Linked DNA regions of Homo sapiens: region 1 is linked to region 2. Evidence: chromatin contacts called from ENCODE Hi-C data. All regions are on one chromosome and are shown on one strand. The core of a region is the stretch at or near the end of the contact, and the rest is flanking DNA. Distances in the headings are between cores, read along the strand shown.

Region 1 (7,234 bases), core at 2,626-5,125, 200 kb after region 2:
TCCCAGCTACTTGGGAGGCTGAGATAGGAGAATTGCTTGAACCCCGAAGGCAGAGGTTGCGGTGAGCTGAGATTGTACCATTGCACTCCAGCCTGGGCAACTAGAGTGAAACTCCATCTCAAAAATAAATAATAACCAAAAAAAAAAAAAAAAAAACAAGAACAATAAATTGCTTAGCTAAACCAAACCAATTCTAATTACCACGAGCACCACCACACACACACACAAGCACCCCCTCAATTTATATGTCGTGTGGCCATCATTAGACCCAGTGAAAGCAGAGCAGTCACCACATGTCACTTGGCAGCCCTTGATTGTATATATGCCTCCAGGAGAGTCCACCTGTCTCCCACTGGGTAAATTCCCTCAAGGGATATCTGGTCCAGTCTTTTAGGGCCTATGGGTATATCCCTGGGCAGCATTCTCCGTAATTGGAGTTTCCAAAGAGTTTGCGCCATGGCAAAGAGGAGGCTGAATGCAGACTCTGCATCCTGCTCCCACACTGACTAAGCAGGCAGCACCCTGCATGGTGCATCATGGTCCCCCATCCTCACCACCCTGAGGCCCCTTCCAGCTGGTAGTCACAAGAACTGGATGGGTTTGCTTTGTGTGGCTGGAACTGCACCCAGGTCTGCTTTTCCAGGGAGGTTTTCCTTTTCCTTGGCAACCATCATAAATTGTCCCCTCTAGGGGATTTCCCCAACCCTGGGCCACTATCTCAGGTCTCAGGGGTCGGGGGGCCCTCTCATCTTTCAGAACTTACTGATGATGCTTAGTAAAGCCCACCCTGCACACAGCATTGGCTTCCAGATGGCCCACAAATAAGCATCAGGTGGGTCCATAGCCTACTCCGAATTATATCAAAATGTGATGTGGGGCTGGGTGTGGTAGCTCACACCTGTCATCCCAGCACTTTGGGAGGCTGAGGTGAGTGGATCACCTGCACCCAGGAGTTCGATACCAGCCTGGGCAACATGGGGAAATCCTGTCTCTCTATAAAAAATAGAAAAATTAGCCAGGCATGATGGTGCATGTCTGTAATCCCAACTACTCAGGTGGGAGTACTTGCTGAGGTGGGAGGATTGGTTGAGTCCAGGAGGTGAAGGCTGCAGTGAGCCGAGATCGCACCACTGCACTCCAGCCTGGGTGACAGAGCAAAACCCTGTCTCAAAAAAAAAAAAAAAAAAAAAAAAAAAAAAAAGGAAGTGATGTGGATGGGTTTCCATGCATTTTTTCTAGCAAAAGAGTCCATACAGTTTCTCATGTTTGAGCTGCTATCACAAGATACCATAGATACCATAGTTGGCCTTCACACCAGCGCTGTAAGGAAAGGTAGTGTTTTGGTTGCCTTCAACACCAAAAAGGTATTTCTCACAGTTCAGGAAGCTGGGAAGATCAAGATGCGGGGCGATTTGGTTTCTGGAGAGGGCACTTTTCCTAACTTACAGACAGCCGCCTTCTCACTATGCACTCACATGGCTTTCCTAGGCCCCGCATGAGGACAGAGCGCCCTCTCTCTTCCTTCTCTTGTAAGGAAACTAATCCTATCAGAGTAGGACACCACGGTAGGACCCCACTTAAACTTATTTTCCTCCTAAAAGCCCCAGCCCCAAATACAGTCGCTTTGGGGGTTAGGGCTTCAACATATGAATTTTGTGGAGATAGTCCATATCATAATCAAAGAAGCCTGTGTCCCAAAAAGGTGAAAAGCCAACAGAAGGCAATGTGAGAAACCTCCAAAAGCAGAAGTTGTGTTTTCACCCTTGATGAGTTTATGTCCTGGTTGACTAAGCAGATCCACATGTGGTCAGAGAACAGAAAAAGTTGTTATAGACTGTTCAACAGTAGGGAAGAGTCCATTTCTGGCTTAATGCACAAACTTATGATGATTTCAAATTCCTTTAGATTTATTATTTCTCCAAACTCAGCCATCCTAAACACGAAGTGCAAGTTTCGGAAGTATACTTTAATCCTGGCTAGCCCATTTTGAGTTCAGAGACTCCAGTGCGGCTCTACACAAAAAGTAAAAATAGGCATATCCTCGTCCAGCAGTGGATTCTCAATGAAAAACAAAACCAGAAATGTGTCAGGCACAGCGGCTCACACCTGTAATCCTAACACTTTGGGAGGCTGAGGTGGGTGGATCTACCTGAGGCCAGGAGTTCGAGACCAGCCTGGCCAACATGGTGAAACATCATCTCTACTAAAAACACAAAAATTACCTGGGTGTGGTGGTGCGTGCCTGTAACTCCAGCTACTTGGGAGGCTGAGGCACGAGAATCGCTTGAACCCAGGAGGCGGAGGTTGCAGTGAACAGAGATCACGCCACTGCACTCCAGCCTGGTGATGGAGACTCCACCTCAAAATAATAATAAAAATACAAACATTAGCTAGGCATGGTGGCTGACTCCTGTAGTCCCAACTACTTGAGCAGAGAGCATGTGCCACACTGTACTCCAGCCTGGGCGACAAAGGGAGACCCTGTCTCCAAAAAAAAGAAAAAGAAGAAGGAGATGCTCAAAGACGTGCACGATGCGAATACGGCAACGCACGAGAAGAGGTCCAGATTTTCCCATTAAAGAGAAATCACTGGTGGCTTTGTGGAAAAAAAAAGCAGAGACATTTCGCAGAAGCAGTAACTTCAACGATTTATAGTCCAAGTGATTGATTCCACACACAAAACAACATAGCTGGCCTTCACACCAACCCTGTGAGGAAAGGCTGTGTTTGGATACCTGTAATTTACTTTAAAATACTTTCCTACTGCGCAGGTACAGATAGGTTTGTTACGCTGATTGACTCCACAGGGTAGTGGGAGCTTCCTGCTCCAGCACGCTGCAAGGCCACACAGCAGGAGGCAGCAACTCCAGTGATTCCGTTTATCATTTTCTCCAATTAACACTAATGGCTGGGCGAATTAGCACAATGAGCATTAAAACTGTTTTCCCTGGTAAAAGTTAGTGACTTGTTAGCACAATAGAAGTGAAAATGAACAATGGTTGTCAAGTTAGCGGTATTTAAACTCTGGAACTTAGCTCCAATCTCTGCTTGGAGCATCAGCGACACTCTAACCTTAATCCCTAAATCGGCCCAGCTGTGAAAGGATCCAGCTGTGAAATCATAGTAGCTTTTCAGGTTGCCTGATACCATCTAGAAGGGAAACATCCCTCCAACCTAAACTAGAACGAAACTTTCATATTGGATACGGACAGAACACCCAAAGGCCAAGGAGCTTGCACTTCGTGGAGCTCTTAGGCGGGCTGTTCCACAGTTGTGTGTGTGTCTGAGTCTCCTGCTTGCTGACCAATGTTTGAGGGTGTGGTCAAATGGATCTGAAACTTGTTTTCTTCATACATGGTAGCGAGGCTCTGAGGGAAGTACTAACCCTCGCCAATCTCTGATCATCGGCCACCAGCAAAGCTACCAAGAGAAACTACTAGCAGTGCTTGACCAAGCCGGCCCGGGGCGCAACTGGCAGGCGCCGTTACGCCGCGTTGACCACATCCGAAAATAGATGAAGCCTTTGAGAGGCTGAAGAGCCCGACTGGGACAAGGCGTGTGCTGGCCGCCCCCTCGCTGGCTTCCCACAGGCTGCAGCTCCTTGCTCCAGGGCCGGCCCCCTCCTGTCCTCTCTCCAGCCCCCAGCGCCCCGGGAGCGGGCGACGCGCAGCCCTCACTCACCTTTGTGGCAGTGGGACAGGAAGTAGGCGCGGGCCCTCAGGTTCTCCCTATCGAAGCGGTCTATGGAGATAGTTGGATACTCGGCCATCTGCCCCTCGAAAGAACTCATAGCGCCGCCGATCCCAGAGTCCGGGACCCCAAAACCGCAGCTGAAGCCAAGGCCAGCCCTGACCGCGCCGCCACTTCCGGGAAGCCGCGCGCTGCCTCGCCATTGGGCGGCCGAACGCAGCCACGTCCAATCAGAGGAGTCCGGAGACCGGGGGCAAAGTCAAGGAGCATCCGGTCGGGTTCTAGGCGCCCGCTGCTTGGGTTTAAATCACCCGCGCTTCGCTGCACGCGATGGGCCCTGAGCCCTGCCCAGTGCAAGGCTCATTCCCGCCCAACAAACACAGGTGTTGCTCTGGTAAGGCGTTGCCCATGTCTGTGGAGGTGCAGTCGCGGGAAGGGAAATCGAAACTCCCAGAGCAGGTGGCCCCAGCCGACGAGGTGAGTGGGCTGCGGAACTGCGCTTAGAAATCATTCTTCGTTCCGCTTCCTGCTTGTCTGCTGCTAGCCTGAAACCCGAGCTCAGTTCCCCGCCCTCTCTCTTCTGTTCCCAATTTCTAACCTTGTGGGATTACCGTGAGGGTTGTATGAGAAAGTTTGTATCTGACTCATGGTAGATTCAGGAACTATTAATTCCCTCTTCCGTTTATATAATCTACAAACTGAATAAATCATCTCTGCGTGATCTTGGGGCAAATAAGATCCCAATAATGCCTTCGCTGCTGGCCTCTCCCCTGGGCCCCCACCTTTTTGAGCTATACTTTTAGGAAGTTAGAATGATGTACTTAAAAAAAGAAAAATGGCAGGAAAGGTCTAAAATTTTTTAACAACCAAAGCAACTTTATGAAAAGGTTTGTTAAACCTTTTATTGTATTTCCTTTATTGTATTACAATAAACCAAATAATCACCATGACATTTATTGTGCTCCTTCCTATCAAATCTCCTTAGTATAATTAAACACAAACAACCCAGAACACTTTCGCTTTATTTTATTTATTTATTCAGTTGGGGTCTAGTTCTATCGCCCAGGCTGGAGTGCAGTGGCGTGATTTCGGCTCTCTGCAACCTCCGCCTCCCGGGTTCAGGCGATTCTCCTGCCTCAGCCTCCAGAGTAGCTGGGACTACAGGCACGCGCCGCCACGCCTGGCTCATTTTTATATTTTTAGCAGAGACGGGGTTTCACCACGTTGACCAGGCTGGTCTCGAGCTCCTGGCCTCATGCGATCCGCTCGCCTCGGCCTCCCAAAGTGCTGGGTGAGCCATTGTACCTGGCTTTCCAGGCCTCCATAACACTTGAAGTCCCACTTTGTGCACAGCACTGTGACAAACCTTCGGGTAGCATTCAATCTATCTGGCGACAACATGTTTGCAGAATATGGCAAATAAATGCTTCCACAGAGACGCAAGGTAACGTGAGAACAAATCCAGGAACAAAGATTTCTGACCAGGGAAATCAGGAATCAGAATGCCATCCCAGCCCACCTCAGTGGCTCATGCCTGTAATCCCAGCACTTTGGAGGGCTGAGGCAGGTGATCACCTGAGGTCAGGAGTTCAGGACCAGCCTGGACAACATGGTGAAACCCCATCTCTACTAAAAATACAAAAATCGGCCGGGCATGGTGGCACACATCTCCAGCTACTCGGGAGGCCGAGGCAGGAGAATCACTTGAACCTGGGAGGCGGAGGTTGCAGTGAGCCTAGATCATGCCAGTTCACTCCAGCCTGGGCAACAGAGAGAGACTCTGTCTCAAAAAAACAAAACAAAACAGAATGACATCCCTAGTGAATGTCAGCTTGTGCCTGTAGCCATGATACTCAGAGTTCTATTCAAATACAGATTTCCATGAAATCTTGAGGAGGGGGAGGAGGGGTGACATGGAAAGGTATACACAACATAATCACTAATTGAGGTAAAATATCCTGCTAGTATACTACTGGCAACACCTTTGATGGTTTGTCTTAGAACACATGGGAACAACTGCCCTGGCAGGGTTATGGAGACCTAACAACAAATTCTGCTGTGAGTCTAGTGTCCGAAGAATCTCACGGTAGAGCTCCAGGAAAGGCAGGTCAAGTTAATGCTCGTGATCTTATGTATTTGCTCACTTATTTATCTCCTCCTCTTTCCACAATGGATACAGTACAAACAAAGGGAAATAGAGTCAGGACAAAGAGAAAGACAGGATAGAAAATAGGCAAGATAGGTAAGCATAGCCCAGACCAAACCTAGTGAATCAGAAACTCTGGGAGAGTGGGGCCTGGCAGTTTGCAGCTTAACACACCTTCTAGGTGATTCTGATGGACCCTAAAGTTTGAGAACCACTGGATTCGAGTCTAAAGAACATTCAGGGCCAGTGTGGTGGCTCATGCCTATAATCCCAACACTTTGGGAGGCCGACGCAGGTGGATCACCCGAGGTCAGGAGTTCGAGACCAGCCTGACCAACATGGGGAAACCCCGTCTCTACTAAAAATAAAAAAAAAAATAGCCAGGCATGGAGTCAGGGGCCTGTAATCCCAGCTACTCAGGAGGCTGAGGCAGGAGAATTGCTTGTACCCAGGATGCGGAAATTGCACTGAGCCGAGATTGGACCATGGCACTCCAGCCTGGGCAACAAGAGCGAAACTCCATCTCGAAAGCAAAACAAAACAAAAAAACACAACACTCAAGAAGTCTGGGGCAGGAATTCAGGTAGGAAGCTGCTGCAATACTGCAGGAAATGTGATGGTGAAGCTTAATTCATTCAGCAAATCATTCACTGACCATCTACTGTGTATCAGACACTATTTTAGACACTAAAGATACAGTAGTGAGCAAAGTAGACAAAAAATGTGGCCCATCCTGGTGGCTCCTGCCTGTAATCTCAGCACTTTGGGAGGCCAAGGCAGGTGGATCACTTGAGGCCAGGAGTTAAAGACCAACATGACAAAACCCCAGCTCTACTAAAGATGCAAAAAGAATTAGCCGGGTGTGGTGGTACACCTACAATAACAACTACTTGGGAGCTGAGGCACAAGAATCACTTGAACCTGGAGGCAGAGATTGCAGTGAGCCAAGATGGCACCACTGCACTCCAGTCTAGACGACAAAAGAGACCCTGTCTCAAAAAAATAAAACTAAAAAAGCAGACAAAAATCCCTGTGGACGTGGGAGTGTACCTTCTAATGCAAGTAATTACTGTCTACCATTTATGTAGTTCCAGATGTTATCAGTGTTTTATACTCATTATTTCATCCTCACATCCTACCTGCCCATCAGATAGGTACACTTTCTGTCCTCATTTGCCAGTTGAGGATACGGAGGTTAAGTAGCTTGTCCAGGGTCATGTTGATAGTAAGTAGAGCTCAGATTTAAATCCAAGAAGGCCACCACACTTTTAGACACTGTGCTCTCTGACAACACACTGCTAGCCACCGTGCCATGCTGCCTCCACAGCATCGGAAGGGCAGTGATGAAATATACTGATTCAAAATATATCCCTTTAGCACCTACTGTGTGCTAGGCAG
Region 2 (7,325 bases), core at 3,017-5,516:
TTTGTAAGGATTTTTTTGTTGATGCTGTTGTTGTTGTTGTTGCTTTCTGTTTGTTTTTCTTTTACCATTCAGGCCCCTCTTCCATAGGGTGGCTGCAGTTTGCTGGGGGTCCACTCCAGATCCTATGCATCTGGGTTCCTCCCACACCTGGAGGTGTCACCAGTGGAGGCTGCAGAACCACAAAGATGGCTGCCTGCTCCTTCCTCTGGGATCTCTGTCTCAGAGAGGCACCAAGCTAATGCCAGCAGGAACACTCCTGTATAAGGTATCTGGCAACCCCTGTTGGGGGTGTCTCACCCAGTCAGGAGGCACAGGATCTGGGACCCAATTAATGAAGCACTCTGGCTGCCCCTTGGTGGAGGGGGTGCACTGTACCCCAAAGAGTCTTCATAATCTTCAGAATAAAATTCAAACTCCTCAGCAAGCCATGCAAAGCTCTTATGATCCATCTCTGCCTGTCCCTCCATCCCCAGCCCACCAAGTTCCTTGCAACCACATGCAGCTACAGTGAAGTTCTTCTTCCTGAAACACACTCACCCTCCTTTGCCCTGGCAATTCCCAATTATCCTTCAAGATTCAATTTATGTGTTGCCTCCTCTGATGAGGTGGCTCAGTGCATACTTCTATCAAAGCACTTACTGTACCATTCTAATTTTGTTTACTTGTCTATTTTAGCAACTAGATTGTGGGCTACTTAAGAAGAAAGTCATTTCTTCTATCTCTATATTTTCAGAAGTAATCACAGTGCCTGGCTTGTAATAAGTGCTCAATAAATGTACGTTGAAAGAATGAGTGAATGTCCTCAAGTTGGGAAGCAGCACATGGGGGTCAAGGTCAGCTCTAATAGAGGGTAGTGGACATCTGTCATTCTTTTTGGCCACCTAGTATCTGAACTTTCCTTCTATGTCTATGGAATTCCTCGCTTTGAGTTTCAGGAGGAAGCAGAGCCTACCTCCCAATCTAGATGCTGATGATATCAGTAGCTAACTAGTCCCATCTTTCCTGTATCTGTGGCATTAGCTCTGACCTGACTTCTTACAATCTGAGGTATGTCCCCACCCCAAGACTGAATGGGAAGCTAGCAGCTTAAAGTAGAAGAACTGGAAACAGTGGCCACTAAGCAAATTTGCATTCTTGGCCCGACAACAGTGGTCTGGTGTTGCCAGCCAGCAGAATCAGAGGACCAGGCTGCAGCCTCTGAGGTCAAAGTTGCAGCAGAGCGGTCACCAGGCTGGGTCTGCAGCAGTCTGGGGTGTGGTCCCTGGATGTCAGCCCAGAGCCTAATTCTCCAGTGTCCTGGTGACTCCATTTCTATTGCTTGCAACTACAAACCCTGACTAATACCGAGAGGTTTTGAAGGTACAGCTTGTCACCAAGATGTAGCACAACGAAAACCAGGTAAAATTCCAGGGCCCTCAAGGCCTGAGCAACCCCCAGAGGGACCATGTGGCCTCCTTGCTTAAGCGCCCACTGGCCTGGATTTTACCCACTTCTTCCTCAAAGCAGGGTGTAAGAATAGATCTGATTATACCTTTGGGATCTAGAGTAACTTTCCTTTAAAATAAGAAAAAGAGCCAGAATGCTTCTCGTAGAGCCCAAGCCTCTGTGTTCTCTGGTGTGCTCGGAGTTCAGCACCAGATGAGACAATCCAAGGGCTGCGAGAGGCTGGAGCTTAGTGCCAGCCACCCTTTCCGGAAGGGATGAATTGCCAAGGTGGAAAGGCTATGTTTATAAGCCAGGAAACAATGCCACTTAGAAGAAACAAAAACCCAGACTGTGTGATCTGCCAGACTCTTAAAAGCCAGCTTGTCTGAGGATCCAGGGCCTGATTGAGACTCTGAGGGGTGACTGCCGGATGGAAGGCTGTGCCCTCCGTGTGACCTAATGCACTGTCAGCTCCGCCCCACCAGTGAGGTCCTCCTTCCCCTTCCCCCTCTCAATCAATCTGGCAGTGCCTTGTTCCTTCTTCCTGGCTAAAATCTACTCAGCATATCAAAGCTAGAATGTGAGTTCATCCATTTACTAAAACACATACTTCATTATATAATAATTTCCCCTGGCCCTAGCACCCTTTCTCCCTGGTCAAATGAATAATGTAACAGCCTTACTAGAACCAAGTCATGACCAAAGTTCACATCCCAGCCACAGCGAGGCCTTCGCAGAGATGGGAACCGAGCCAGCAGCCCAGGAGCTGCTTATTCCATATCCCTCTATCTGGACCATCTCTCCCCATTGCCCTCTTCCATCCCAGGGAGCAGGGGCACCATCCTCCCTACCATCCCGCTGAAGTCCCTAAAATTGCCAGCAACCATGTCTTTTGAGAAAAGGCACAGTTCCAAAACCACATTATGCCAACACAAATGTGTTATGGAGGGGTCATGAGAGCCACTAGCACGTCCACAAAGAGTTCTTGAGAGAATGAAACCTAAGGTCAGAAACAGGGAAGGAAAGATAGGTCTAATCCCACCTGGGAACGCCAGGAAGGCTGCCATGCAGGAGGCACCTCAGAGGCCATCTTGAAGAGCGAGGGGGTGGGGCCTAAGGCACCTGGGAACTCCGGAAGTTGGAAGCGAACAGCTCCAGCGAGGAGGGCACCAGGAAAAAATCACCCTGGGCCAGAAGAACAATATGGAGGCAAAGCCAGGATGAAAACCCATTGGTAGCATCCTCAAGGCTTTCTTATGGAAGAAGAATTGCTCTCACCCACAAGCGTCTTCTAAAGGTATCCCCAGAGACAACTGCCTGTGGCTAAAGCCAAGACTTGGGGCATGGGGTGTCTTTGGAAACCAGGGGAGCCACATCGTAACGGAAAGACATAAACATAGAACTCCCTAGAAAAGCATTTTTTTAAAGCACTGCAAGCCGAGCATGGTGGCTCAAGCCTGTAATCCCAGCACTTTGGGAGAGCAAGGTGGGTGGATCATTTGAGGTCGGGAGTTCAAGACCAGCCTGGCCAACATGGTGAAACCCTGTCTCTATTAAAAATACAAAAATTAGCTGGGCGGGATGGTGCACACCTGTAATCCCAGCTACTCGGGAGCCTGAGGCGGGAGAATCGCTTGAACCCGGGAGGGGGAGGTTGCAGTGAGCTGAGATCACGCCACTGCACTCCAGCCTGGGCAACAGAGTGAGACTCTGTCTCAAAAACAATAAAATAGCACTGCAAAGCTATCAAAGGCAACACCGTTCTAGTCTCAGTTGGATATGTGGCTCATGCCTGTAACCCTGGCACTCTGGGAGGCTGAGATGGGGGAATTGCTTGAGCCTAGGAGTTTGAGACCAGCTTGGGTAACACAGTGAGATGCTGTCTCTACAAAAAAATTTTAAAAATTACCTGGGTGGTGCATGCTTCTAGACGGGAAGGGGGCTCCAAGGGTGGCTTCTTGGAGAGGGATGGGACAGAGTGGGGACCTGAAGGCTGTGGGGTGCATGGGCAGATGCTGGACACCCCTCAGGGTACCATGAGGAATCAGGGGTGGGCACGATGGGGGAGCTTGGCCTCCAGCTTTTTCACTCTTGTTCCAGTTCAGCAATCAGGAGCAGACCTGCCCAAGGCATGGTTTCCATGGTGGCACATCTGGGAGGGGCCTGGCCCCATGTGCTGTTGACATCCGCTAGGTAATGAGGAGGAAGCACATGGGCCCCAGCTGGGCAGATGGGCTCTGCACATCTGCTGCCTCCCTTCCTCATTAGGGTCCCAGGGGAGCGGCGGAATCCAGACACAAAGACCCCACCCCAGCCTCCCCAAGGAGGATGCACACATGGGTTTCCAATGCAACTCTTCATTATTAAAACGAGAGGACGTTTTGGGAAAATGTTTGATGTTTGTACAATTTCTCATACACAGCCCTTGTCCTGCCAGGAGCTAAGTGTGCTTGGACCATACAGCATGGCCTGTGCTTGCTTTTGTGAGCAGAACAGTCCAGCTGGGAAACCACCACTGAGAAGGGGAGTCTGAAAACCTAGGCTGTTCGAAGCACTGGGCAGAGCTCCCAGGGAAGACAAGTTGAATAGAGTGAACTTATATGGGATTTTTTTCTTTTTTTTCTTAGAGACAGGGTCCAGCTCTGTCACCCAGGCTGGAGTGCAGTGATGTGATCAGAGCTCATTACAGCCTTTACCTCCTGGGCTAAAGCGATCCTCCAACTCAGCTTCCCAAAGTGATGGAAATTACAGCCGTGAGCCACTACTCCCGGCCTCCTTATAAGGAAATTATTTGAAAAAACTGTGAGGAGTCCTGGGATCCCCAGAGATCTATCGACCCTACACAGCTGCTTCTAGAGTTGACTCTGTGTTCCGCAAGAGCTGCAGGGCCAAGAGCTTGAGGAAGTGCCAGGCTGCTGAGAGAAGGTTGTAACGCACCGAGACTGAAGCCCAGGCCTGGGCTTCCACTTCCGCCTCCAAAGGAGGTAAAGGGCTGGGAACAAGACCAGTGAGTTTCCCAAATGGCTGGGAAGGTGAGAAGTTTGCAAAATGAATGAAGGGAATCAGAAAATAGGTTTAATCCATGGCACCTCCCTTGCTCTGGGTTTCTGGTGTTTTTGAAATACCCACTGGTTTCCCTATTGTGATATTTACTGGGCCAAGGAGGATTTTTTTCCATTTCAGACTGATGTCACTCCCAGCCTGTTGGTTTCCCAATATCCCATCTGCTGAGGCAGCAGACTCCCGCAGGGAGCCTAAGCCATGGGCTGTGGCCAGAGAGACAGGCAATCCATCCTTCCTGTTTGTGCTCAGCCTGGAAAGTGAAGCCTGGAAAAAGGGACTCAACCAATCTCCCTGACTTGAGGGCTTCTCCCCTTTTGCCCCTCACTCACCTCTTTGCAGTGTGATCATCTCTGAGCCTCCCTCCAGGGAGGAAGGACAGAGTGCCTGGAAGGCATCCAGCTTTGCAGTTTCTCGATCCTGTACCCTGAGAGGTTTCCCTATCCCATTCTACCAGCAAAACATTCAGACGAGTGTTTTGCTTCTTTTCTGGGAGGTAGTCCAGATACAAAGACATATAGGTTCTAGTAAACCTCGGTTGTGAATAAGAAGAGTTTTAGTATAGGACGCAAACTGTCAATCCTGATGTAAGTGAACCACGCTGTGGAGTTTAATCGCATCGTGTATGTGGGACCTCTGTGTGGGAAAGAATCTGTTGGCGACTATAAGATGAATGCATCAGACTCATAAAAGCTGGCCAGGTTTGGTGGTTCACACCTGTAATCCCAGCAGTTTGGGAGATGGAGCCAGGTGGCTTGCTGAGCCACAGGAGTTCAAGACCAGCCTGGGCAATGTGGCGAGACCCCATCTCTACAAAAAATACAAAAATTAGCCGGGTGTGGTGGCACATGCCTGTGGTCCCAGCTACTTTGGAGGCTGAGGCCAGAGGACTGCTTTAGCCAAGGAGGTTGAGGCTACAGTGAGCTGTGATCACACCACTGTACTCCAGCTTGGGCAACAGAGCAAGACCCTGTCTCAAAAAAAAAAAAAATGACTCATAAAAGCTTAGCCATTCAAATAGCACATTGTATAAGAGAAATGCCAAGACTGAGTAATTTTATCCACTAAGTATAATTTTAATAAAGTATCAGTGTTCCCAAAGTACAAAGCTGACCCTCTAAAGTTTCTAGCTCAAAAGCTATTTATGGCATTACCAAAAAGATGGTAAAAAGAGTGATCGTAGTTGTCAGTGTGTAGACACACACAGACACAAACACAACACACAGAAACACAGGCAGAGCACACACGCATGTTCACACTGCACACAAAGGTATACACTCAGAAACACACATACATATCAATACACACATAAAAAGTTTTTATGATCACCCTTTTCCCAACAACCCAAGCTCTGCCACTGGCTCCTAACCAGGATAGCAATGGTGACAAGGAGTGATGGATGGGAGCTTAAAACCCCGTTACATCAAAGCCGTGAAGATTAGATTAAAAACCAAGCTCTCCCTCTCTATCCCAACACCTTCATCATGGGAGGTCTTCCTCAAACTTGCTGATGCTCAAGTGAAATTCACAATATACAGGAAGAACTTCTAGATTTTACCAGAGAGCACCAGTGTAATTATCTGGTGCTTAGTTAACTCCCAAAGTGAAATCGAGCTCATCTTTTTCAGTTTTCCTCAGATCCATTATGTTTGTTGTGTGTAGATGGTTGGGAAGGAAATAAGGGGAAAGGAATGAAATAAAAAGTTAAGGGTAAATGTTTCCATGACTGACTTTTGTTTACTTCAATTTTTTACTTCACATCTGTTCTTCCATGAGAATGATAAATTTTACTGTTTCTCAAAGAAGAGAAGAAAATATGCTTAACATTTCCATTTTAGTAACCAGAGAAAGTATTTTATGATTTGTTTCCCCAAATTTCAACATCTTCCCCCCACCTATATAAAATATAACAAATACTATGGCTAAAAAAAAAATCTTGAATCCAACTAACCAATTTTTTATATCATAGATGAAAAGTCTTTTTTTTCTTTTTTTTTTTTTTTTGAGACAAAGTCTTGCTGTCACCCAGGCTGGAGTGCAGTGGCACCATCTCAGCTCACTGCAACTCCTGCCTCCTGGGTTCAAGCGATTCTCCCCACTCATCCTCCCTAGCAGCTGGGATTACAGGCATGTGCCACCATGCCTGGCTAATTTTTGTATTTTTGGTAGGGACAGGGTTTTGCCATGTTGGCCAGACTGGTCTCAAACTCCTGACCTCAGGTGATCCACCCGTGTCAGCCTCCCAAATTGCTAGGATTACAGGCGTGAGCCACCTTGCCCGGCCACCAGTGAAAATTCTTAAAGGGAAAATGAATCCAAATAATTTGTGAAATGCATCTGCAGGGGTCGTGGAGCCTCTTCTGAGTCCACGGTGCCCCTGTCCTGCTGAATGGCAATGTGCTATGGGAAAGACTTCGTCACTCCCAGCTCCAGAGGTGAGACCTGACTTGACTAATCCAAGCAGAGTGGTCTTATCCCTTAAACACGAGGACAACAGAAGAAAGTCCATGAGTTTTTCTATGGTTGGAAAAGGAATGTGCCCTCTCCCTGCTCATCTCTCTCTTCCAGCTGAACGAGGATGTGATGATCTAAAACCCTCAGAACTACTGGCAGCCATGTGGCCAGCAAGAGGGGAGTCAGCTTCTAAAGGGAGCTGACATCGTGAAAAGCAGAGGCCACGTGGAAGGAGCTGGTCTTCGGTGCCATCTTTGAGCCACTGCATCAAGCCACTGTGATGCCTGCCCTGACTCTGGCCTTTTCAGTAACAGAAGCTGTACTTTTCTTAGTCGTTTGAGCTGTGATTTGTGCCTGTAAGATGCAGATGCACCTTGATAGGTACA

The links. Hi-C counts contacts between places; a loop is a spot of excess contacts on that map. Pooled maps may share reads with other maps.
Region 1: a map of OCI-LY7 shows a loop between it and region 2 (4-fold over the local background). The contact joins the promoter of DCLRE1C here to the enhancer-like site in region 2. A Hi-C loop is called at or near these places in 2 of 168 maps with a recorded cell type or tissue (B cell and OCI-LY7), 15 of 37 single-sample maps with no recorded cell type and 6 of 50 pooled maps.

What each region holds. Positions count from the first base shown.
Region 1 is chr10:14,950,221-14,957,454 of GRCh38, forward strand. It overlaps DCLRE1C (DNA cross-link repair 1C), which reads right to left and starts at 3,876. Exons shown (of 14, transcript NM_001033855.3): 1 at 3,682-3,876. The coding sequence starts at 3,790. It also overlaps a transcript of MEIG1 not described here. RefSeq lists enhancers at 2,513-3,241, 3,242-3,969 and a silencer at 3,988-4,067.
Region 2 is chr10:14,747,470-14,754,794 of GRCh38, forward strand. All of the region lies in intron 1 of FAM107B (family with sequence similarity 107 member B), which reads right to left. Among named protein-coding and RNA genes, the nearest start is that of FAM107B, 24 kb to the right of the region's middle. RefSeq lists an enhancer at 3,996-4,913. Within about 2 kb of position 4,267, at least 22 of the 41 ENCODE cell types and tissues checked have a DNase peak (open chromatin) inside an H3K27ac peak, as active enhancers do; they include B cell and OCI-LY7, where a contact is called at or near this core.